Regions from separate parts of the Homo sapiens genome. Here regions 1 and 2 are each linked to region 3. A link is a loop called in an ENCODE intact Hi-C map of the cell type or tissue named here. Cell type or tissue: IMR-90. All regions are shown on one strand.

Evidence for each region. Hi-C counts contacts between places; a loop is a spot of excess contacts. Peaks named below come from ENCODE experiments on the same cell type or tissue, not always from the same donor. Only the 100,000 strongest peaks of a DNase experiment are listed, where the experiment ranks them.
Region 1: it touches region 3 in a loop (2.5-fold over the local background); 2 of 110 quality-filtered maps call a loop at or near these places.
Region 2: a loop joins it to region 3, with 2.8 times the contacts of the local background. A loop is called at or near these places in 2 of 110 quality-filtered maps.

The regions. Positions count from the first base shown.
Region 1 is chr2:150,871,551-150,879,550 of GRCh38, reverse strand. No RefSeq gene overlaps it. Among named protein-coding and RNA genes, the nearest start is that of LINC02612, 250 kb to the right of the region's middle. In IMR-90, no CTCF peak of the experiment used is centred here; a DNase peak (open chromatin) is centred at 3,180; H3K27ac peaks cover 1,270 bases.
Region 2 is chr2:150,567,043-150,575,042 of GRCh38, reverse strand. LINC01920 (long intergenic non-protein coding RNA 1920) reads left to right here and starts at 2,822. Exons shown (of 6, transcript NR_110241.1): 1 at 2,822-2,880; 2 at 3,950-3,979; 3 at 4,152-4,227; 4 at 4,909-5,461. In IMR-90, no CTCF peak of the experiment used is centred here; DNase peaks (open chromatin) are centred at 4,182 and 7,072; H3K27ac peaks cover 4,612 bases.
Region 3 is chr2:150,491,763-150,499,762 of GRCh38, reverse strand. No RefSeq gene overlaps it. Among named protein-coding and RNA genes, the nearest start is that of RND3, 8.1 kb to the right of the region's middle. In IMR-90, no CTCF peak of the experiment used is centred here; DNase peaks (open chromatin) are centred at 3,632 and 7,632; H3K4me3 peaks cover 636 bases; H3K27ac peaks cover 2,140 bases.

The sequences.
Region 1 (8,000 bases), 380 kb before region 3:
GGAATTCGGGATGTGAAAAATATCTTAAGCAACTCTTAAACAGTCTTTATGATTCTAATGCCAGAAATCCCATCTGTAGGAACAACGGAGACTCAAATGGTCAGTATCTAGTGACTTTCAGTTACAAGGAAATATGTCAAAGTGCCTGATTAATGCTTGACTGTAACTGTAATGGACAGTGGTGAGGGTGACTGAAAAACTGCTGTGATTTTCTGAGGCAAAAGCCACATCCCTTTGCACTTCTGAATGTTCAGTAGAGCTATAACTTGCATTGAGTGGTGATTTGGAAAAATCAAGGGCAAGAGACTGTTTTGGGCAAACGAAAAAGGAGGGAGATGAGTGAGGATAAGAATGAAGCCAGCTAAGTAGATTAGAGCCTGACATGATCTGCAGTGCTTGTGCCCCTCTCCGAGGATATCCAGATATATTGGTGCAATGAGTTATTCCCTCATAGGGTTTCCAGATTTAGCAAATGAAATACAGCATTTCTGAATAAATTTGAATTCAGATAAACAATAAGTATTTTTTTTCATTTAATAAGTCCCAGGCAATATTTAGGATAATCCTGTATTTTGTCTGGCAGCACTTCCCCTCCCCACTCTGCATATATGGAGTTTGAACCAATATTTCTATAAACCTGAAATCGCCTTTGCAAAATTATGACTGTAAGAGAAATCTGACATGGTTGACTTTATCTTGCTTCTGACCTCCACACCATCCTTAGTCATTCCTGGGCATAGGGCAAGCTATCTTTGGGAGGAATTTAGTTTATAGTTTAACCTTAAAGCAAAGATGATAATAGCCCTTCCCAAACTAAACCACCTTTGTAAAACTAATGGAAGGCTACAAGGTTAAGATTACCACAGGGGCCTGAATTCTATTAAGATAGGTGTAGTTTCTATAGTCCCTCACTGCTCAGGACTCATGTGGCCAGAGGTTGCAAGATTTGTGACCTTCCCAGTTGCTATGTTTTTCAGACTAACCCCACTGGAACTCATGACTCATGACTCATGACTCAACTGATCCTGTGGCCCCACCCAGAGGTGAACTCTACATGAGGACCATTTCGCACACTCCTATGATTTCATCCCCAGCCAATCAGCAACTCCCATTCCTGAGCCCCTGCCCACCAAGTTGTCCATAAATCCCTAAGCTCCCAGCCTTTAGGGAGACTGATTTGAGTTATAATTCCAGTTCTCCCATGTGGGCCAGGCTCATGTCAATTAAACTCTTTCCTGGGCTGGGCATGGTGGCTCACTCCTGTAATCCCAGCACTTTGGGAGGCCGAGGCAGGTGGATCACCTGAGGTCAAGAGTTCGAGACCAGCCTGACCAGCATGGTGAAACCCCATCTCTACTAAAAATACAAAAATTAGCTGGATGTGGTGGTGGGCCCCTGTAATCCCAGCTACTCAGGAGGCTGAGGCAGGAGAATGGCTTGAACCTGGGAGGTGGAGGTTGCAGTGAGCTGAAATTGCACCATTGCACTCTAGTCTAGGTGACAAGAGTGAAACGCCATCTCAAAAACAAAACAAAAATAACTCTTTCCCTACTGCAATGTTGTGGTCTGGGTGAATTGATTTTGTCTGTGCAGTGGGCAGGAAGAGCCCATTAGGAGATTACAAATTTAAAAGGTCAAGGTGACCCCAGGTAGCTAAAAGATTGGAGGCAACATATTCTGGTATCTAAGTCACACCTCCATTCTCTAATTCTCATTTAAATTGAGGAACTCAGTGCAAGATTTCTTTATCATTGCCTTTTCCTTTTGGTAACTACATAGACGAAACGGCAAAGCGAGACTGAGAAGATATGTTAGAGCATGGATGTCCTGACTACAGTTAGGGACTCTTGGGTCCTACGGAAATGTTAAGAAAAGTTTCGTGTAGGGCCGGGTGCGGTGGCTCACGCCTATAATCCCAGCACTTTGGGAGGCCAAGGCAGGCGGATCACAAGGTCAGAGATTGAGACCATCCTGGCTAACACCATGAAACCCCATCTCTACTAAAACAAAAATTAGCCGGGCGTGGTGGCGGGCACCTGTAGTCCCAGCTACTTGGGAGACTGAGGTAGGAGAATGGTGTGAACCCGGGAGGCGGAGCTTGCAGTGAGCTGAGATCGTGCCACTGCACTCCAGCCTGGGTGACAGAGCGAGACTCCATCTCAAAAAAAAAAAAAAAAAAAAAAAAAGAAAGAAAAGTTTCATGTAAATGAAATTTTAAGGTGATGCATACCCTCCTTTGAAAAGTATATTAAGATATTCGTTAAAATATGGCATCCTAGGAATATTTTCCATGAAACATAAGTACTTGGGGTAGAGAGGCTAAATGTTAATCTGGAAGACACCATACATAGCAACAACTTAGAGAAAACAATTGGCAAAAAACCTCAGGGCCTCATTTTCCTAAAGCAGGTGAAATGAGTGGCATCTTTTTTTTTTTTTTTACACAAAATAATTACTTGAATTCAGCCTGTCTTCCATATTCCTGATAATACAACCTATAGCATTTTATAGTCATCTGGGAAATAAAGAAAGCAAGGACAATAGTTTCTGGTAGAATTGAGTGGTTCGTTTGTCTTCCAAACGTAGTGGCTGAGAGTGGGTCGAGGAAGAACTGAGCTATGAGTGTCAAACTTAGGTCTGTTATGAATTCCAGAGCTGAGGGGCCCAGGAAGGGTGACTTCCGGGGCCTTGCAGAGAATCTGAGCTCCTCTTATAGAACACAGATGCTCTATTGGAAGGAAATAATTCAGATCAGAAGCTGGGTAGCATCCAGGGTCATGAACTTAGAGTTTAAAATATCTGTCTGTGACCCCACCAGCCAGCTAGGATTTCCTGCTGACCCTAGAAATTCAAAGGATTCCAAGTTGGCACACGAGCTTGCCTCCTCCAGCTTGCCTCCTCCTGACACTCCAGATGTCTAACAAAGAGTTTCCAGGCTTTGAAACAGGTAGCAAATGTTTTATGGGTTTGCTGTTGTTAATTAATGGTGAAGGTTAACACCCTGAATAATAGAAATGGCTAACCTATCCTCCTAAATAATACAATTGAAAGGAGAAAATATGAATTCACTGACTTAGATAAATGATGACAGTAAAGAGGGATTAAAAAGTAAGAGCAGCTGTGTTTTCGTTAAAGCAAATAGGCAGCTGGAATCCATAGGATCTCAGTCTGGTCAGTGGCCCAGTAGACTAAATCTTAAAAGTGATTGTTAAGTGTTAGGAAATACAAAAACCACAAGCTAACTCTACTGGAAGAAGACATTCACTTATTTGCAATGAAAACAGAATGAACGAAAAGTGAAATTCCAAACTTGGGAATTATTTTTAAAAAGAAGTAGCCTTTGAAAGATAATTTTTTAAACAAGGTTTATCATGACTTACAGTAATATAAAATAAACATACACCAAAGATTTTATTTAAATCAGTAATTAAGGGAAACAATAAGTTGTGACAAACAGTTCAAAGGAAAATTCAGAGAAATATATCTGTGTATACATGTTACCATGTATGTATTTGCATATATACATATATACAGAAAAGAAATGCAGGAAATGAATTAACAAATAAATGCACAAGTGATGTTTTACAGAGGGATGAGAGTAGAGGGTAGGAGAGAGAAATCAATTATCCTTTCACCTGGACAAAATTAATTTGCATGTCTATAGACAAGAATCATTTGCATTGCCACTAGTTATCTACAAATCACAGAGTTCTAAATAGCTCAAAAACAATGAAAGATGAAAACCCCAATGAGTCAGAAAAATCTGAAATTAGACAATGCCTGGTTTTCTATCAGGGATATCTAATGATCTTATTGGTCTATTTAAAAGCCTTTAACAATTTATTCTGCTATATGTGACACTTGAAAATAAGGCAGAAATATTACTGCAAGCCTTTTTAACATCAGGCTAGGGTAGTGGTTCTCAAAGTTGGTCCCTGGACTAGCAGCAGAGGCACCATCTAGCACTTGTTAGAAATGCCCATTCTTGGGCCTCACCCTAGGTGTACTACTGTGGGTTAGATCTAACACCCTTTCTTATCAAGCCCTCCAGGTGATTCTGATGCACACTCATGTGTGAGGCACTGGTAGGCAATCTAACATTGCCTGACTTACAGTTGATTGGGATTCAGACTCAGTAAAATTAGATGTTACCTTGGTAAAGATTGAAAAGTTGCAAATGATTTTGTTTGGTAAATATGCAAACGTTTCTGTCTTATAGATGAGATCACAGCAAAGGCTGTGATTTTAGCATCTTACTGAGCAATCTTATTTCAGCACTTTCTTTGGCTATATATAGTAGTTTCCCCTATCTTTGTATGAGCTTTGTCATCCTGGTGGTTTCTTTATTAATTAGGTAAATAAATTTTTGACAAGTGCTCACTAAATATCTTTTTGGAAATTATGTCTTTAACTTTATAAAAATTATATTTTGACTTAACGTAACTCAAGTAGAAGGTACTTCAACCTAATAGAGGAAATGAAGTGCAATTGAGTCAATAAAAGGGTCAGGATGTGAGACTGGGTCTGCTTGGAACTTTTTTGGGGACACTATTATACCATAAATCAGGCTTTACTCTAAGCTTTTCAGTGTGAGTTACATGCATATTATCTGGTTCTCCCCATGGCCATTTCTGGTTGGATTTCCTATTTACCCATTTCTTTCCTCCTGTCACCACCTCCCACACCTCTCCCCTGCCACCACACACACCAAATTATGATTTGCCTCTGTAAAGGCCTGTGCCAATTCTCTAACCTACCAGTCGAACACATCGATTAAAAAAAACCATATTAGGGAATAGAGAGAAAAACTGAGTTGAATTTTTATGATAAGAAGGAGGTCTCAAAGGTTTTTAAGTATGCTCTGCTGGAGCTTCACACAAATACCTCAAGGATACTCATTAATTTTCACCTGCCTATGTAGGTAGCTTGGTGGGAAAATGTTTAAGATAGAAGGAGAGTCTTTCCAAAAGACTATCTTTGCCAACTTTCACAAAACCCTTAAGGGAAGCACACACTGTATTTAAGACAGCTTTATAGGCTGGGAAAACAAACCTAGGAGCTTTGAGGAACTCTCCTGCTGTGCTTTCAAATGAAGGAGACTTTCTACTGAAATACAGAATTTTTTATTTTCTCAGATAAAATTGGTCATTGAGGGAGTTCAGCCAGAGCCATAGATATATTTAAAAGATGTATTTTTTCATAAGAACTATTATGGAAAGTCTTAACAGATGAGAATGGACTGAAGAAGCATGCGATTCAGAGTGCCATGAGTACAAATGTCATCTGAAACGTGTGCTCTTCAACCCCCATGGCACACAGAAGAAAGATAAAGCAACACAGTCGTGGATAGGAATATGTACAAAATCCTTTTGGCTCCACCTGTATTTCTCTCATGACTTCACCACCACGGCTCTTCTGCTCTAGTTTTGAAGTTTCTATACCTTTAGACATATGAAACAGTGTCACCCATAAACAGTTTTGTTTGGTCTGCATAATATTTAAAACAATTAGAATTTGAACATCTTTAAGTCCCTATTTGCTTGCTTGCAAATGAGATAAGTCGGTCACCCTCTCGCAGACTATGTTGTACTTTTTTCTTTGAGATCTTCCCAATTACAACTTCCCAGTGTTCTATATGTAAGAAAATTTTTCATTAAATAAACATAGAGACATTATTAAACCTTTACAATGAGAGAATGAGGGAGAAAATGTGGCAAAGACCTTATGAAAACCATAGATTGGGGGATAGGCTAGGAGGTCATTGAGTCCTCTGCAAACTTGCGCTTTCCCAGGAGCATGAAATTATCTCCTGTAATAATCCCCACATACATAACCTAAGGCCCCAGCAGATTAACTTGATTTACTCTTTGCCATATCTGCCCTGGTGGTAATAACATGAGCAGTGTGACTTAATGCACAGAATCTTTTCATCTCTGCGAACCATCCCATAATGTAAACCAGAGCCGTTACTTCACTTCCCTCAGCCTCTCCCTGAGACCCTGACATGCTGCATAAACAAGGGAAAGGCCCCCTCAGTACATAACTCCCTACAGTAATGAACTTCAAAGACATTTGTGGTATTCCATTCAGAAGTATTTTTAATTTGGGGCAGATGCATGTACGCAAACTGCCTCAGTCAGCTGTATGTGGTATTTATATTGTGAACCTCTGGTGCCCAAGTACTGATCTCCTCCTTCCTGCAGTTGTAATTTGTTTAGAGAAAGCACCTTGCGGGAGGGGGGAAGGGAGAGGGCAGCAGCGCTCAGGCTGCCAGTCTGGATGTGTGTGGCCTTGGGGAAAGTCTGCTTCGAATGAGAATACTGACTGTGGATTTTCATCACCAGAAAGAATGCTCAAGGGAAACTATCGGCATATAAATTCCTTCACTTGGAAATCAGGAGGGGAAAGAATTTTCAGATATGCCCTGCAGGATGCCTTTTGTCTCTTAAGATGCATTAATGGAACTGCATCTCTGTGCAGGCAGAGCTCAAAACTCCTCACCAACACCCCCAAGTAACAAAGAGCAGTATTTTCTTTATTTGTCTAAATTAATTCCTTCTTTATCAACAGTCTGTGAGAAGGGAGGCAGATGGGAGAGACAAAACATCTGGGATTGAAAACCTCATTTCTTAACCTTGACATTTAATTTCAATAAGCATCTTTTGAAAAATTCCTGTTTTATTTAGCCAAATCCTATTAATTCATTTCTTAGAATGAACTCATCTGTTTCTTTCTGTTTGTGTCACACTGCCACGTTCTTATTTCAGATACTATTGGATGGAGCAGGGACCCCTCTTAGGGGCTTGCAAGCTCCCTTAAGCATGGAAGTAAATGAAAATGTTGAGTTTCTTCAAGGGAAACTCCAGGCACAGAGGTAGCCTTGAGAAGTAAATTAGCAACTTAATAAGCAAGAAGTTAATAGTAGCTTAAAACAATAGCCAAGAAAGCCACAAGAATGTTTGGTTTCCTGTAGAAACCAAAGAGAATATGTTAACATACATCCCTGAGCTGTTTTTCAGAAATGCACACCTCCACCATATGGATCCACTGGCAGGTAGACCCCTCAGGGGAAACTGAGGACTGGACTCTGACTGCCATTCTTTGTCCTAAATTTCTTCCTGAGGGGCCTGGAGGATGTCACAACCCAGGAGCCACAGCTAACATCCTTTTCTGCTAATCTTGAATTTTTAGACAAAGCTTCGCCTCCTTAACCAATTCCAAATCAGAAAATCTTCAAGTCTACCTATAACCTATGGGCCCCCACTTTGAGTTCTTAAGTAAGCCTCTTTAGGTCAAAGCAATGTGTGGCCTCCATGTATTGACTTACGACTTTGCTTGTAAGCTCTGCCTTCTGCCTTTAAAAACTCCTACCTGTAAGCCATCTGGGAGTTCGAGTCTTAAGCATTAGCTGCCCAATTCTCCTTGCTTGGTGCCCTGCAAAAAAAAATGCCTCACTTTCTCTCACTGCAACCCCCATGACAATGTTTGGCTTTGGTGCACTGGGTGAGTGGATCCCAGTTTGGTCAGTTAACACTATCTTCTTAGGCCTAGGAAACTAGGCAACTGCTTCCTGCTCTCCACTCTTTCCTCACTGCAGGACCAGTTTTAGGTCTTCCTAAAACTCAAACTGATCAAATCTCTTTCCTGCTCAAACCTGGCACTCAAGTCCTTCCATTAGCAAATATTTCAGTGTCTACTTTATGCAAATGAGAGTTCTAGACCCTGAAGCACTCTTAGGGCCAAGGGACCCTAGACTCTCTGAGGGTTCACTGAAAAATCAGCTCTCAAAAAGCGGATTAGGCCAGGTGCAGTGGCTCACGCCTATAATCCCAGCACTTTGGGAGGCTGAGGCTGGTGGATCACCTGAGGTCAGGAATTTGAGACCAGCCTGGCCAACATGCAAAACCCTGTCTCTACTGAAAATACAAAAAATTAGCTGGGCATAGTGGCGTGTGCCTGTAATCTCAGCTACTCAGGAGGCTGAGGCAGGAGAATCACTT
Region 2 (8,000 bases), 75 kb before region 3:
TGAGCCGAGATCATGCCACTGCACTCCAGCCTGGCAGCAGAGTGAGACTCTGTCTTAAAAACAAAACAAAAAAAAACAAAAAAACAAAAAACAAACTGATCTTACTTACAGTTACTTATGCAGTGCTCATCTTACCTACTAGACTGCATGCTGTGAAAACAGGGATCCTGTTTATCTAATCCACAGTTTTTTCTAGCTCCTGGTAAATAATGTGGAACATGGTATGGTTCAATAAATACTTTGTTGCTTAAAAGGGTGAATTACTCAGTGAATCATTCAATCAATCCTCCTCATTTAGCTCCCGTATGTGCCAATTTTCTGAGGTAAAGCATATATTTTGAACTCTCTCACTCATTATAGAAAAGCATTGTTCTGATATAAGCTTTGAACATACCTCTTAAAACTATATTTATATTTCCCCTTCAGTGATAAAATATAGATCAGACTGATAGATCAACCTAACCCATAACTCTTCTCCCTAACCACCGTACACAGATTGACTTAAATTACTCGGATACATGATTTTTTTTTTTCAGTGGATTATATAGACCCTATGGTGTGACCATTCAGGCATAATCTTGAAAAAATTCTCAGTCCTGACCCCTAACCCATCCTATTCCTGTTACCCTGGAAAATAGTCATTAATACCTCTGCTGCCATATGGGATAAAAATGGGTTAATTTCTAAATTGTCTGATGTAGGTAATTACCTTTTTGTCTATCTTTCACTCTTTTTAAATTGTATACCCCCAAAGCTAGAATTAGCTTCAAAGTGAATGGAGAGAAACTGACCCCAAAATTTCTGATTTCCAAGCAGTCCGAGGTGGTTCAAGAGTGTAGGTCCTGGATGGGGGAGCTAAATGAACAGGATTGATTGACTGATTCAGTGATTATTCATTCGTTTATGCAACAAAGTATTTATGGAACCAGCTTCGGGTGAGATAAAATTGTCCTTTGTCAGGGGCCTGAGATTTCTTCTAACATGGAAACACTGCATTCCACTGACACATTAGGAATACTCATTGGTTGGACGTGCCTGGTACAAAACCATGAAGAGGAGCAAAAGCGGAAGGGAACTAACATTAATTAACCCCCAGTTGTGTCAGATGCATCATCTTATTTAATCCTCACCGCTATGAATCCTGTAATTAAACCTCTTTTTGATGGGAGGAAACCGAGATTCAGAGAGTTGATGCAACTTGCTCAGGGTCCAGACAGAAAGAAACAGCGGATCATTGATTATTTTGATTATTTGTCATTGCTGATAACTAACATTGGCTCACTCAGAGTCTCAACTGCCTAATTAAGTGGGTCCAGGGATGTGATGTGAGCACCAAAAGCATCTCCCCACTCCCATCTTCCCCTCAATTGTATGAGATCTCACATTGCAGGGAACACCTCTTTTGCTGCGTCTATTGCTTCTTAAACCCTACCCACCCCCAGACATTGGTCTTTCTGTCAAACAACCACTGTTTACATGAAGTTTCCCTATCTTTGTCCCACTCTGGGGCCTGCTCAGGTAGAAAGTGATTTACAGAAAGTAATTAACAGCATGTTTTGTGTTTGCATTTTAATTGGTGCTTAGATTCCAGTATATACAATCTATTATTTTCTTGACTTGATTACTTTCTTCCTGAGTTCTTCGAATTCTATTTTTACTTCTCCATCTCCCTTGCTGACTCCTGCCCCCAAGGACCTGCCCTTATTCTTTTTTGTGAGCTACACAATGTTCTCTTCTTAACTAAAGTCACACCTTTACAACTTTCAGTATCATTTCTACTCACATGAATCAGATAGCTATTTCTGACCTCTCTGTTGAGACCAAGATTTGCATTTCCAACACCCAGTTGGACATCCAATAGATGTTTGCTCAGGTTTGGACATGTTGATTCTGATGCAGGCCTAATGTCTATTAGAAGACTCCCATTCATGTCTGTATTTATTTGTTAATCTCTAAAAGGATGCCAAGCTAATGCTTCAAAATCAACAAGCCCAGACTTCTCCTTGCTCCCTGGTTTGATGAATGTTATCACTTAGCCACCTAAACTTAAAACCTAGTTACCTTTGTCTTGCTGTCTTCCCTGAACACCCACGTGAGTTGGGTCACCAGATTTTGTGGACTTTACTCAATCCTTATAAGGTCGCTTTTTATTGATGCTTCATTAGGATCCTAGTTAATCTTACCACCTTTTGCTTGACCGCTTTCTATATTCTCCCAATTAATCTTCATCCTTGCACATCTTTCTCTGCAAGTTCATTGACACTGACACTAGAGTTATTCTTCAAAATCACAGATCTTATCTTGTTTCTCATTTATCCAAAACCTTCTAGTTTCACTTCATTGCCTCCAGAATATCAATACAAATCCATAGTGAGCATTTTAGGCCCCCTAGAAAATCAGTTCAACCTACGTTTCCCACCAGTCCTAACTAGCAATGTGCTGCCCTAGAGCCAGACCAGACTAATTCATCACGTACTGAAGGCTCTGACTTTCCCTCTATGCCTGTGCTCATGCCACACTATTTTGCTTAGAAAGGCTTTTCTTCCTGCTGTGTCACACTCAGCCCAAATTCAACTTTGTCTTTCAATATCCCAGTTCTCTCTGATACGGTTTGGCTCTGTGTCCTCATACAAATCTCATCATGAATTGTAGCTCCCATAATTCCCACGTGTTGTGGGAGGGACCCAGTGGAATATAAGTGAATCATGGGGTGGTTTTCCTCATACTGTTCTCATGGCAGTGAAAAAGTCTCACAAGATCTGATGGTTTAATAAGGGGTTTCCTTTTTCACTTGGCTTTCATTCTCCTTATCTACCACCATGTAAGACATGCCTTTCGCCTTCCACCGTGATTATGAGGCCTCCCCAGCCACGTGGAACTGTGAGTCCATTACACCTCTTTTTCTCTATAAATTACCCAGTCTTGGGTATGTCTTTATCAGCAGTGTGAAGATAGACTAATACATTCTCCAAGTCAGAGTTTATTGCCCCCTCATCTATTTTCCCATTACTTAATTGAAATAATATCAACATCTATCTTTCTTTTTTTTTTTATTTTGAGACGGAGTTTCTTTCTTTCTTTTCTTTTCTTTTTTTTTTTTTTTCCACTCTTGTCGCCCAGGTTGGAGTGCAGTGCCATGATCTCGGCTCACTGCAACCTTCGCCTCCTGGGTTCAAGTGATTCTCCTGCCTCAGCCTTCCAAGTAGCTGGGATTATAGGCACATGCCACCATGCCCAGCTAATTTTGTATTTTTAGTAGAGACAGAGTTTCTCCATGTTGGTCAGGCTGTTCTCCAACTCCTGACCTCAGGTGATCCACCCGCCTCGGCTTCCCAAAGTGCTGGGATTACAGGCATAAGCCACCGCGCCTGGCCCACCATCTATCTTTCTATGTTTGTTTAAGCTTTTTGAGCAGACAGAACTTTTCATAATCATTTCTGTAATTATGCTACCCTTAGTAATTCAATACAAGTTGAAATTAACTTCCAAATATCTTACCTCTTAGATTAGAAATCTATCAATAGGACATTTATATTGAATAACCTTGTATTTAAATCATATTATGTCACTAATGTTTTTACTTAGAGACTATGAATTGTAAGCACCATTTTAAAGACAGGAAAATAAAATACAAAGGAGATATTTGGTGGAGATCAGCCAATGAAATTGTGAAAGATTTTAGAGAAGAATTTGGTATTCCTCATCTTTAGTGCTATTTTTGAGACAGGCTAAGATAGAAGTACTAGCCAAATGTAACTAAGTTTAAATTCACTAAAATTAGAGAAAAACGTAAAATTCAGTTATTTATTCACATCAGAAACATTTTAAGCACTCAATAGCCACATATGGCTAGTGACTACTGTATTGAATAATGTTGGTGTAAACATTTTCATCATCACATAAAGTTTTTTCAACAACATTGTTCTATTTCCCTTTTTTTCCTTTGTAGCATACACTTAATAATTCATTACCTATTAAGGTAAGATTCTACTCCTTTTTTGGTGTTTTGTTCTTTCTTTATTTTTATTTGCTCCTGCATTGTGAAATCCGGTGTTTGGTGTGTGTCAGAATGAATAACTATATGATTTTCCAAATACCTCTTATAAACTAACTGCCATTCTTCCATGTCTTTGGAATTTCTTTCAATCCAGCTTCTTCTCAGCTGAGGTCATGCAAAAATGACTCACTTGCATATGATACTTTCCTTGAGGAATTAAACCATAAACTGTATCCTTTTGTGCAAATCCCTTACACATCTCAGTCATGAATCTGTATGGCTCTCACTTCATTTATTCTGGCTTAGTTATCAGCATAAGCCTGTAAAAGTCAAATTTTGCTAACAAATGGAAGTAATAGCAAAGAAAGCTAAGGACAATTTATTTCCCTTAGGAGATGGGAAGCAGAGGTACAAACAACTTTTGTTCCACCACCCTTTTCACTTAAAACACACACACACACGCACACACACATGCACGCACACACACACACATACACTATCTTACTACTTGAAAATGAGGGCATTAGAGTCTAGATAAAAGGGACAGAGGGACAGAGTACACTAATGTGAAGATCTCTTGTCAGTTGTACATTCTGAATAAACATTTCATCTTACCTTAATGCATAGGAAACTCGAACTTGTTTTCAGAACAATGAAGTCATTACTCCTAACTCAGTATTACTTCTAAATTCTGGGCCTAGTTCAAATATTATTGTATATATTTTATTTATTTGCAAAGTCATCTACTTGCATGTAAAGCTGACAAGACTGTAAGTAATTAAGCCAGGTGTGTCCCCTCATCTTTTTATCCCCAGCATATATTAGGAATGAGCTGATACAGCCCATTCCTCAAATCCTGAGTAGTCCGGCCTTCCATATCCCTGGCCATATTCCTCATTCACCATTACCAGCCCTCCTTGCATTGTGTATTGAGGGAGAAGATTCCTAGAAGCAACATTCATCGTCTCTCTTTTCAATGATGGACAACTCTCTGCTGTGCCAAATATACTAACTTTAACCACCCACTGCCAAACTCACACCTCCTTGTTCAACAAGCCAGTTACGGGCAGTGAATGAATCTACGATGCTGAACAGCCCCGTGGGCATCTTCTCACTGGGCACTGGCTAGAATGCAGTTGGATTAGACTTTCACAATTGCTTTGTTTTCAAGCCAGGAAGGAGAAATTGAAGGCAATTCACCACCTTTCTATATCCAAGATGAAAACACAGCACTCTCCTAAACTTCAGAAGTATAACTCAGTGGGTTAGTACTTCAGATCTAGCCTGAGGCAAAATTATGATTTTTCCAAAAGATTTTCTTTTTTTAGCATTCTTTTCCTTACACGCAGGCCTTTGATCAAGCTACAGTTTTGAACTGATTACAGCTTTTGAAGCCTCAGAAGATTTAAAGACCCACATTGTTAACAATGGTGTTTTAGGTGTGTGGCGTATTAGAGGAGTCGGGTAAGTGCAAAATCCTGAAATTTACACAAGGGTTGCAGCTGCCTCCTCCACTAGTCATGAGTGCAACCTGCTATGGTGGGTCTCAAATAAAGAAAAATCCTAAAGATAAAAATAATTAATTTAGCTTTGAGATCAGAGTCTAAAAGCTGCAGAAAGAATTTCCTATTTCCCTCCAGAAAGGAAAGAATTACAGTCTGCTCAGTTCCGATCAAGCCTTTCTATGACATATGGAACAACTAACTTCTTTTTTCCACAGAGAACAGCTTTCATTAATCAAGTTTCTCAACTTCTATAGAAGAAAGGCTGACATATAACTTAAACAAGTGGTTAAACCAAAAATATGTGTAGTTTTTATTTGGTTAATCAATGATTTAATAGCTTAAGCTGGACTTTTAGGACTTCATTTATTTTCAGTTTTCTTTATCAATAGAATTAGATCTAATTGACTACACAAAATTGCTCATTAAAAAGATTGGTCAACAAAGGAAAAAAAAACGAGGGAAAGTCAATTAAAATGCCAGCATAAAGACAGAGCCATTGATACTGGGAAGCTCCAGAAAGCTTATATATCATGTAGAGATTTTTCTTTTTTCTAAAGCTTCCTTTTAAAAAGGTGGCATTGATCTTGTTTTGGACAAAAGCAAATATATTTTCCCCAGGCTCACCCTATGTTTTCTAAAGTTATCAGATTTATTTCTTTAAATCTTCTTTCTTTGGTCTGTTAACATAGCCTATCTGGGTAACTCATAAACAATACACAAAACTGTGTCTCTCTACTGAGACCAGGCTAATGCTTCTCTATATTAGCTTTGTTCTCTTTGCTCTTCCTTGCTGTGCCTTTCCTCATCCTTTCATATTTACAGCTTAATATAAAAAAGCAAAAAAATTTAAAAATATGGCAGAGGATTGAGGATGGGGAAGAATATCTAAATCTCAGCAAAAAGGTACATGGGCCATGCATTTTTATCATCCCCATGTCTTGTCAGTATTGCATAGTCAATTTAGGGTGTCATTTTTTCAAGCACAATATTATGAAACAAGACGCTGTATCTCTGCAGAGTTTGGACACAGGGAAGGTGATCACAGTACGGTGCTGAAGAAAACTATGTATCAGATGACTTTGCTCTGGATTCATATATTTGATACCCAAATTGACATCCTTGAAGCTCTGGGTATTTTCTGAACAGAACATACTGGAAGCTAAATGCCTAGTGGGAAGTACCTTGACAGCCAACTAAAGAATTGACATTCACAGCATACGCTTTGGAGCATTAAGTGATTGAGAACAGCAGATAAGCATTCAGACTTGAGAGTCCATTTTCCTTTTAAGCTGCATAGACGCCAATAATAATAGATCAAGGTTACCTTTTTACACTTTTGGCATCTGTCTTAAGCTACAGGATATAAATGCCCCAGACAATGCATACTTAAAATTGACTTTATACAGAATTTGGAGAGGGAGAGTAGTGATTGTGCAACCAGATTACAGAGGCCAGCCACATTCCAGCAAATGCACATTTACTCAGCATCTGGGATAGTTTAAAGCTTACAGAAAATGGGAATGAATGTTGACAAAGGTAGAATAGTATACATTAAGTTCAAAGATAATACAAACAAACCATATAACCAATGACATTTTCCATGAAGAGAAGCCTTTAACAGGAATAGCGAGAGGTCGGGCTGCACACCCCTTCGGGTGTCTAGACATTTGGGTGGAAGGAAACTAACCAAATTGTTCCAAATCCTTCTCTTTTGCACTGATTGAATCTGGCTGCAATGACTCAGCCTGTGTCTAAAACAGAACAACCCAGTCTTCCTCTTCTTCTTCCTCTACTCTTTCATGTTTCAGAGTTGGTAGTTTGGGTCAAGGAGGCTACAGACAGCATATGAACCTATTTATAAAAACCAGAAAGAGTTCACTGATCTTGAACCTTCCTAAGTGTTTCCTTGGATTTACAGACACTCTGCCTTTCCTGAGTTATCAACCTTTAGGTGCTCAAACTAGACACATCTATAATGGACATGGCTGACCTCCACCAGGGAGGCCCTGCAGTCCTTAACACTGAGTACACTTGAAGGCAGGGGCTTCTCTTGACTCTTTTTTTTTTTTTTTTGAGACGGAGTCTCGCTCTGTTGCCAGGCTGGAGTGCAGTGGCGTCATCTTGGCTCACTGCAACCTCCGCCTGCCCCAGGTTCAAGCGATTCTCCTGCCTCAGTCTCCCAAGTAGCTGGGACTACAGGCATGCGCCACCACGCCCAGCTAATTTTTGTATTTTTAGTAGAGACAGGGTTTCACCATTTTGGCCAGGATGGTCTCAATCTCTTGACCTCGTGATTTGCCCGCCTGGACCTCCCAAAGAGCTAGGATTACAAAGTGAGCCCCCATGCCCAGCCTCTCTTGACTCTTAAATCTTTGTTGACGTCTCTGTAGGATTCCAAAACTAACTTCTAGTAAAAAAAACCAAACAGACAAAAAACAACAAAACAAAACAAAAAACAAAACAACAACAACAACAACAAAAAACAATGCAGGATATCT
Region 3 (8,000 bases):
AAAGTTAGAAAAGAGGAATTAAAATTGTTTTCATTTTTGACATGATTGTATATGAAGAAAATCCTAAGGAATCTACCCCCACAAAAAAAGCCAAAAAACCCCATAATATCCACTAGATCTACTACATAAGAAGTGATGACATGATTTGATCAAAGTTTGGGAATTCAAGACAAATATACAAATATCAATTCTATTTCTATGTGCTATCAATCAACAATTGGAAATTAAAATACAATAGCACAAAACATAACATACTTTAGGGGTACATTTAACAATATATGTGGAAGATGTGTACATTGGAAACTACACAATATTGCTGAGAATATGGAAAGGCATAAAAATGATACAATGGACTTTGGGGACTCAGGGGAAAGGGTGGGAGGCAGGTGAGGGATAGAAGACTACAAATTGGGTTCAGTGTATACTGCTCGGGTGATGGGTGCACCAAAATATCAGGAGTGACCACTAAAGAACTTACTCATGTAACCAAACACATGTTCCTCAAAAACCTATGGAAATAAAAAAAATTTTTTTTAAAGAGAACAAGGAAAAAAAAAAGAAAATCATTAAAGTACCAGGCTAGCTATTAATGATGATAATAACAATAATGATATTTTATGTGTCTATAGTGTCTTTTTATATGAACATCTCAGATGACTTTACTGATAAATACTTTGATTTTACCCAAATAAACATACTTTTTCAATTAAAAATAAATAAATAAATGGAGGGATATACCATATACCTGGATTACAAGACTCAATATTGTGAATATCCCAACTGTCCTCAAATTAATCTATAGATTCAATGCAATTCCAATCACATGCCCAGCAGGAATATTTTTTAAAACTAAAATTTAAACAGAAATGTAAAAGGCCTAGAATCAGTAAAACACTCTTGCAAAAGAATAACAAACTGGGAGTACTTACTCTCCATAATTTTAAGACTTAGTATAATGCTATAGCAATCAAGAGAATGTGGTATTCATAGAAGGCTAGATAATAGATTAATGGTATAATAAACAAAGCCCAGAAACAGTCCCATCCATTTATGGTCAAGTTTTTTTTTTTTTTTTACAAACTGTCAATAAAATTTATTGGTAAAATGATTTTTTTCGACAAAAGAGGGTGGATAAAGTGGATATCCATATCAAGAAAAAGTGAGAGATATGACTAACTTATTATATGATACACAGAAATTAAGCAGAGAAGTATTATAGACATAATGTAAAATTTAAATCTATAAAATAAACAACTGGAGACTATCTTTGTGAACTTATGATCTGGCAACAATTTATAGACAAAATGCAAAGAGTACTGACTATAAAGGGAAAAGTGGATAAACAGGACTTATCAAAATTCAAGACATTGGCCGGATGCGGTGGCTCATGCCTGTAATCCCAGCACTTTGGGAAGCTGAGGCGGGCGGATCCTCTGAGGTCAGGAGTTTGAGACTAGCCTGACCAACACGGTGAAACCCTGTCTCTACTAAAAATACAAAAATTAGCCTGGCGTGGTGACATGCACCTGTAATCCCAGCTACCCAGGAGGCTGAGGCAGGAGAATCGCTGGAACCCGGAAGGCAGAAGGCTGCAGTGAGCCAAGATTGTGTCACTGTACTCCAGCCTGGGCAACAGAGGAAGACTTTGTCTCAAAAAAAAAAAAAAAAAAAATTCAAGACATTAAAAAAAAAAAGTATAGCCACATACCAGGATAAAATATTCATGATAGCCAATAAACACATGAAAATATATGAAATACATTAGGGAAATGCAAATTAAAACTACAAAAAAAATCATATATCCATTAGAATTCCTAAGATTAAAACTACTCAGTGTCAGAGAGAAGGTAGAGCTATGGATTACTCACATATTGCTGGTGGAAAGTAAAATAGTACAACCACTTTGGAAAACTGGCAATTTCTCTTAAAGTTAAACATACACATAATCTTTGACCTAGCAATTCTAATTGTAGGTATTTACACACAAAAGTAAAAAGATGTCCAAAAAGTTGTGTAAAGAAATTGTTACTCCACTTAATTTATAATCATAAAAACTTGGAATTAATCCGAATGTCTTTCAACAGAAGCATAGATAAGCAAATTGTGGTATGTTCACACAATGAAATACTACTCAGCAAAAAAGGAACAAACTAAAAATACATGCAATCACATGAATGCATCTACCCAAGATATTTATATTATGCAATACATCCAGTTCAAGAATAGGCAAAACCGGGCCAGGCGCAGTGGCTCACGCCTGTAATCTCAGGACTTTGGGAGGCCGAGGCGGGCGGATCACGATGTCAGGAGATCGAGACCATCCTGGCTAACACGGTGAAACCCCGTCTCTACTAAAAAACACACAAAAAAATTAGTCAGGTGTGGTGGCGAGCGCCTGTAGTCCCGGCTACTGGGAACGCTGAAGCAGGAGAATGGCGTGAACCCAGGAGGCGGAGCTTGTGGTGAGCCAAGATCGCACCACTGCACTCCAGCCTGGGAGACAGAGCAAGACTCCATCTCAAAAAAAAAAAAAAAAAAAAAAAAGAAAATAGGCAAAACTAATTTGTGGGGATAATAATTGTTGTTCCTGGAAGAAGACAGTTTGACTAGGAAGGGGCATGAGAAAACTTTCTGGGCAGTGGTTTGTGTCTTGCTTGGGATATTGATAACAGGATCATACACATTTGTCAAAATTCATTTGTTGGTACACTCAAGATCTGTACCTCAATGACATAAAGTATAAAAAGAAGCTCTTCAAACCCCCAAATCTAGCATGTATGGTATGTCATATTTATGCAGTTGTATTTGTGTGTGCGCATATGAAGAAACCAGTTTGCTTGCCCACGTTAGAATCTACTCTTTTGAATTGGATTTGAATGAATTTTTTCAATGCCTTATAAATATCTAGATAAGACAGAAATCCAATGCCTTTTGACCAATGATCTCAACATGTCATATAGTTGAATTCGTAAGCCCAAATGTAGAACTGCTTGCAGAAAATCTGGGGCCTAGGAAAATGAAGCAGGTGCCCCAAATCTTGCATTTGGGAGCCTGCATGCTGTGAGCTTTGGGGAGGCAGGCAATAGAGGATACAATTATTTCAATTGAGCTAAAAAACAATCTAAGTAATAGCCCACGGCATATGAGAGCCATATAAGATCTCAGAGGTCTTCCAGGTCAGCCCACTAACTGTACAGGTGGAGAACTTGACACCCAGAGAGGTTAAATATTTGCCCAGGAACACACAGCTTGTTAGTGGAAAGCTCAGGCTAAAATCCAAATATCCTTACTCCTAACACCACGTGAAGTCACTGTATCTGTATGAGTCTTACAGCTGTAATTACTCACCATTTTCAAAGCAGAAGTGAATGGATGGACCGTCAAGACATTCAGTCTAAACGTTGTTGTTGTTGTTTTTTTTAATCTCCCCAACCACTTTCTGGCTTCCTTTGATATATATTCCAACCCAATTTAGACCAGAAAGGAGAGAGTGAGTAACTAACTGCTTGCCGGAGCCCATAACCCTTTAGGGCTGGGTCATGACTAAGAAAGAATTTTATTGCAAGGAAATTGCATTTCAGTTTCTTACAGCAACTTCCCTACAGAGGTTTTAAAATCAGACAGTGGAATGCAGTGCATCACTGAATGCAACTGGCATGCATCTATTCCATGACGTGAGCACAAAAATTCATTTGCGATTACTGTACTCATTGTAATAAGGTTGACTTTTTCTTTTTCTGGAAGGAATTTAAGGATCATTTACATTTTCAAGATACAAGCAAAATTTTACTCTCCAAATTATAACCTCATTTTTTGCAGTCATTGTGTAATTTTAGAAAACGTAGAGATCTTGCTTACATCCCAAATTTCCTTTGGAAGACTGAATTTGCAGTCTAATACTTTGCTTATATTTTAATGCAAACTAATTTTTTTTCCACAGTAGTGAAGGACTCCAGGGCTGTTGTGTATATGGGAACAGTGAACATCGGGGACCTGGAATTACCCAAATAATTTGCTCTCCAGAGGATTTCTGTTATTCTTGCACCCATGCCCTAGCCTATGCCCCAGCCATTCTGGACTGTTACAGAAAGAGACTTTTATGATTAGAATTGCAGTTTCCAGAGTTTATTTATTCACCGGGGAATGTTTGAGAGCCCTGTGAAAAATTATATCCACATCAGCCAGTTTTGGAGGACTCAAGGTGTCTTATAGTCCATAGGCAATCTCAGGTAGGTGAGCTCCAGAAAACTGCAAAGTCTTCTGATTCTCTTTTTTCCAATGCTTTTTGACCTCACCTTCCATGTTAATTAAAATGGAAGGGTTTTCCAGGACTTCCATGTTAATTTTCTATAAGCAGGTGTTGTGAAGAAGGCACATAAACAGAGAGAGGCTTAGCAGGGAATAGCAGGGGAGAAGAAGGAGGACCAAGAAACATAGGCTGGGAAGCATTCAACAAGACTGTTGAAAATGCAAACTGAAAAGTCTGGGGGGAAAATTAAAATATGAATTCATGTATTTCAGACTTTTCTGGGAAGCACCATTCTTGGAAAGTTCCCAAGATATATTAATTGAGCAACAGCTAGTTAGCTTTTTTGGAAAATGCATCAAAGTTGAACGACTTCCATTGTAGTTTATAATAAATGAACTTCTCTTTTGGAATGCTAATATTTGCCTTTCTTGTTTTTTAGTAAAAACAAGATGCTTGATTCTTGTTTTTTAATAAAAAAAATGCGTTCACATTTCTTGGTTTTTTCCTTTCCTCACCATGCCAAGATTTCTGATGTACCACAAAATCCAGTTTCATATGTCTGTCTTAATTCTACATGAACCACCTTATGTGCCCTGGTGCCAATGTGTTAAGAGCCATGAGTGACTTCATCTATTACTAACTTAGACTTCTATATGTGGGACTTGATGACATGTGGTACTCAGGAAAGCAGTCATTTGATTGATTCCATAGTGTAGCTGTGACAGTGTGGAAGCACTATGGGGCGTTTAGAGGCAGCATGAAGGCTGTATAAGCCTGAACAAAATGTACTGGCATAAATCCTCAGTAAATATTTATTAAGATCAATGGCTTCATACAATGTCCTCACGATAGCTTTTTGCTCTGTTAGAATTAAGATAAATTGTATTATTGATGTATTAGGACCTCCTCTTTGCTTTTAAAGCACAGGACAGTAGTTTTTTTTCTCATATAACTTATATACCTTCCTAGTCACCAGAAATGGCATCAAAATGCTTTCATATTCCTTTAATCTATGGCCAGTCTGCCATGGGTTGGTAACAACGACGTGACCTACAGAAATGTCTTACATAAGAGCCAGAATCAGATTGTGATGAATCATTTGACCTCTGCTTATGTGGCCAGTGTTAAGGTGTTAACAGTCAGTTCATAATCATATCCAACAGTTATCAATAAGTAATACCTCAGCTAGCACTGTAAAAATCAGTGAGGACTAAGTCTACACAGCTTTTCAGAGAGCATTACTAGGAGCTTGTGATGGAAAAGGGCACAGCAGACCCCCAAGACTAGAAGATGTTTATAGAATGCAAGATTATTGTCGGCCACTGATGAAAGAATACTTTTCTTCTCCCTGACATACTTTTTCAAAAATAAGTGGTTGCAAGCCTTATCTAGATCTACATTACCTTAGATATTCTTGAGTGCTATTTTGAGCATTTGGGTATATTTTCCATGATGCCCTCTTCCCCCAAACTGGTGTCCTTCAAAGGAAAGAATAAGATTTGGGGTTTTATTATATAGCCTGGATATAAAGAAAATTTAACCAGATAATTTAAAATAAAAACAAAGTATTTTAATAATTAAAAGAAAATAAAATAATTTTGTTCCCATTTCTGTGACAAAAAGAACGAATCAATACTGTCATATTTCTACTGTCTTTATCAGGTAAGTCATAAACTGATTGGTAAGTGTAGCTGGCTGCTACCAATTTAGTTGAAACTATGATCTGAATTACTGAATCAGCTCTGCTGAAGTCAAATCAGTTGTGTCAAAAGGAAACATTACCCTCCGCCCACCAAAAGAATAATAAACTGGCCGGGTGCAGTGGCTCACGCCTATAATCCCAGCACTTTGGGAGGCCGAGGCGGGCGGATCATGAGGTCAGGAGATCGAGACCATCCTGACTAACATGATGAAACCCCGTCTCTACTAACAATACAAAAAATTAGCTGGGCATGGTGGCGGGCGCCTGTAGTCCCAGCTACTCTGGAGGCTGAGGCAGGAGAATGGTGTGAACCCAGGAGGCGGAGCTTGCAGTGAGACAAGATTGCCCCACTGCACTCCACCCTGGGCAACAGAGAGAGACTCCGTCTCAATGATGATGATGATGATAATAATAATAATAATAATAATAATAAACAACTTGTCTAGAGCAATGATTTTCAAATTCAGTGCCAGGAAACGCTAGTGAGCCATTATAACCTTTGTTCACAGGTTACTCAGGATTTAAGTTATAATACTGACTTTTAAATAAATATGACAGAGTACAAGGTTTAGACATCTCTTTATAGGTTTGCCATCAAAATTTTTGCAGTCTCCCCTCTCATCCTGGGTATGGTGTCCTAGAGATCATCTGTATTTTTTCTTTGTTGGTTGGTTAGTTTTGCCAGTCAAAGTAGTAGCCCATGGCCCAAACGTATTTGACAACTACTCTTCTACAGAACATGTTGAGTTAAATGCTTTAAAATCTACTCTCTGCCTTTGCCCAAGCTAATGACTCTCTTCAAGGTATCCTAGCCATTGTTTTCTGTTTCCTCACTTTGAGTTCAATAATATTAAAGTAGTGGCTACTAAGTTTTTTTTTAAGTAAGCTTGATCTAACAATTACTGCTTTTTTTAATTAAAGTAACACTGACCTCAACCAAGTTTTCACATTTTTTGTTGTTGTTATTTCAACAGAAGGGGCAAAAATTTCCACATAAGATCTTTCTAGAAACTTGATAGGACATCTTTAAATCTTTCTTTTAAGCCTTAGATTAAAATATTAAATGCCACTTGACTGTGCACATAGCCATAAATAACTCCCCTCAGTGCATCTCATCAGCTTGGCAGTGAAGCTCTGGCAGTCTCCAAAAGAAGTTCTAAATGGTGCTCAGTAATAATCTCTGTTTTCCTTTGACTACTCCTAAAATACTGGAAAAGGTGTATCTTTGGAACATACTACATGCTTCAAGAGAATAATGTATAAAGAACTCATCCTTAAAAATGTTTTCTTAGGGCAATTCCTTAAATATTTTTCATATCTCACTGACAAATTGACATAAAGTATAATTGGGTGTTTAGTAGATAAAGTAATCAATGGGTCTGATAGTTTTATATTTTTGTTTGTTTTCTTTACTTAGGAAATACTGAAGTATAAACAAATGGCATCAGGCATCAAAGATCTGAAATTTGAAGAGGCAGGTGGAAAGGGTTATTTGTGCCCTATAATACACAGAACCAAAATCATGTGGTCTGGGTTTCTAAAGAATGCAACGGACTATTTGTTAAATTAACTATAAACAGAGAAAGGGATGATCAATTTCAAAATGACTTATTATTCAGTACTCACAAAGTTGTGTCATTTCCTCTTGGCTAAAGAGTGAGGACTAAGTCAATACAGCAGCAGTTAAATCATATTCGCAGTTAGCATTCATGAGAAAAAACAAGGCTGAATGTTTCAACCCAGACTGGAGTGCTCTTACCACACAGCCTAGACAACTTAGTGCAGTGTCCTTGAGAGGGCAAATAGGCATAATTTTAAGAGAAAATAAAGGAAAAGATTCTCTTCCAAGAAAACAGATTCTTCCTAAATAACCAGTTCAATCCATTAAATTGTATGAATGTTCTTTCCTCAATTCCTCACTTCAAAAAAAAATGCCTTCTATTTTGTTGATGTTTTATAAGACTGAGTGATCACCCTCTTCTGACCACCCCAAAAAGAGACAATTGTGAAATTGCCACCTTTCAGTACAGAGCAGTTTACAAGTTTACA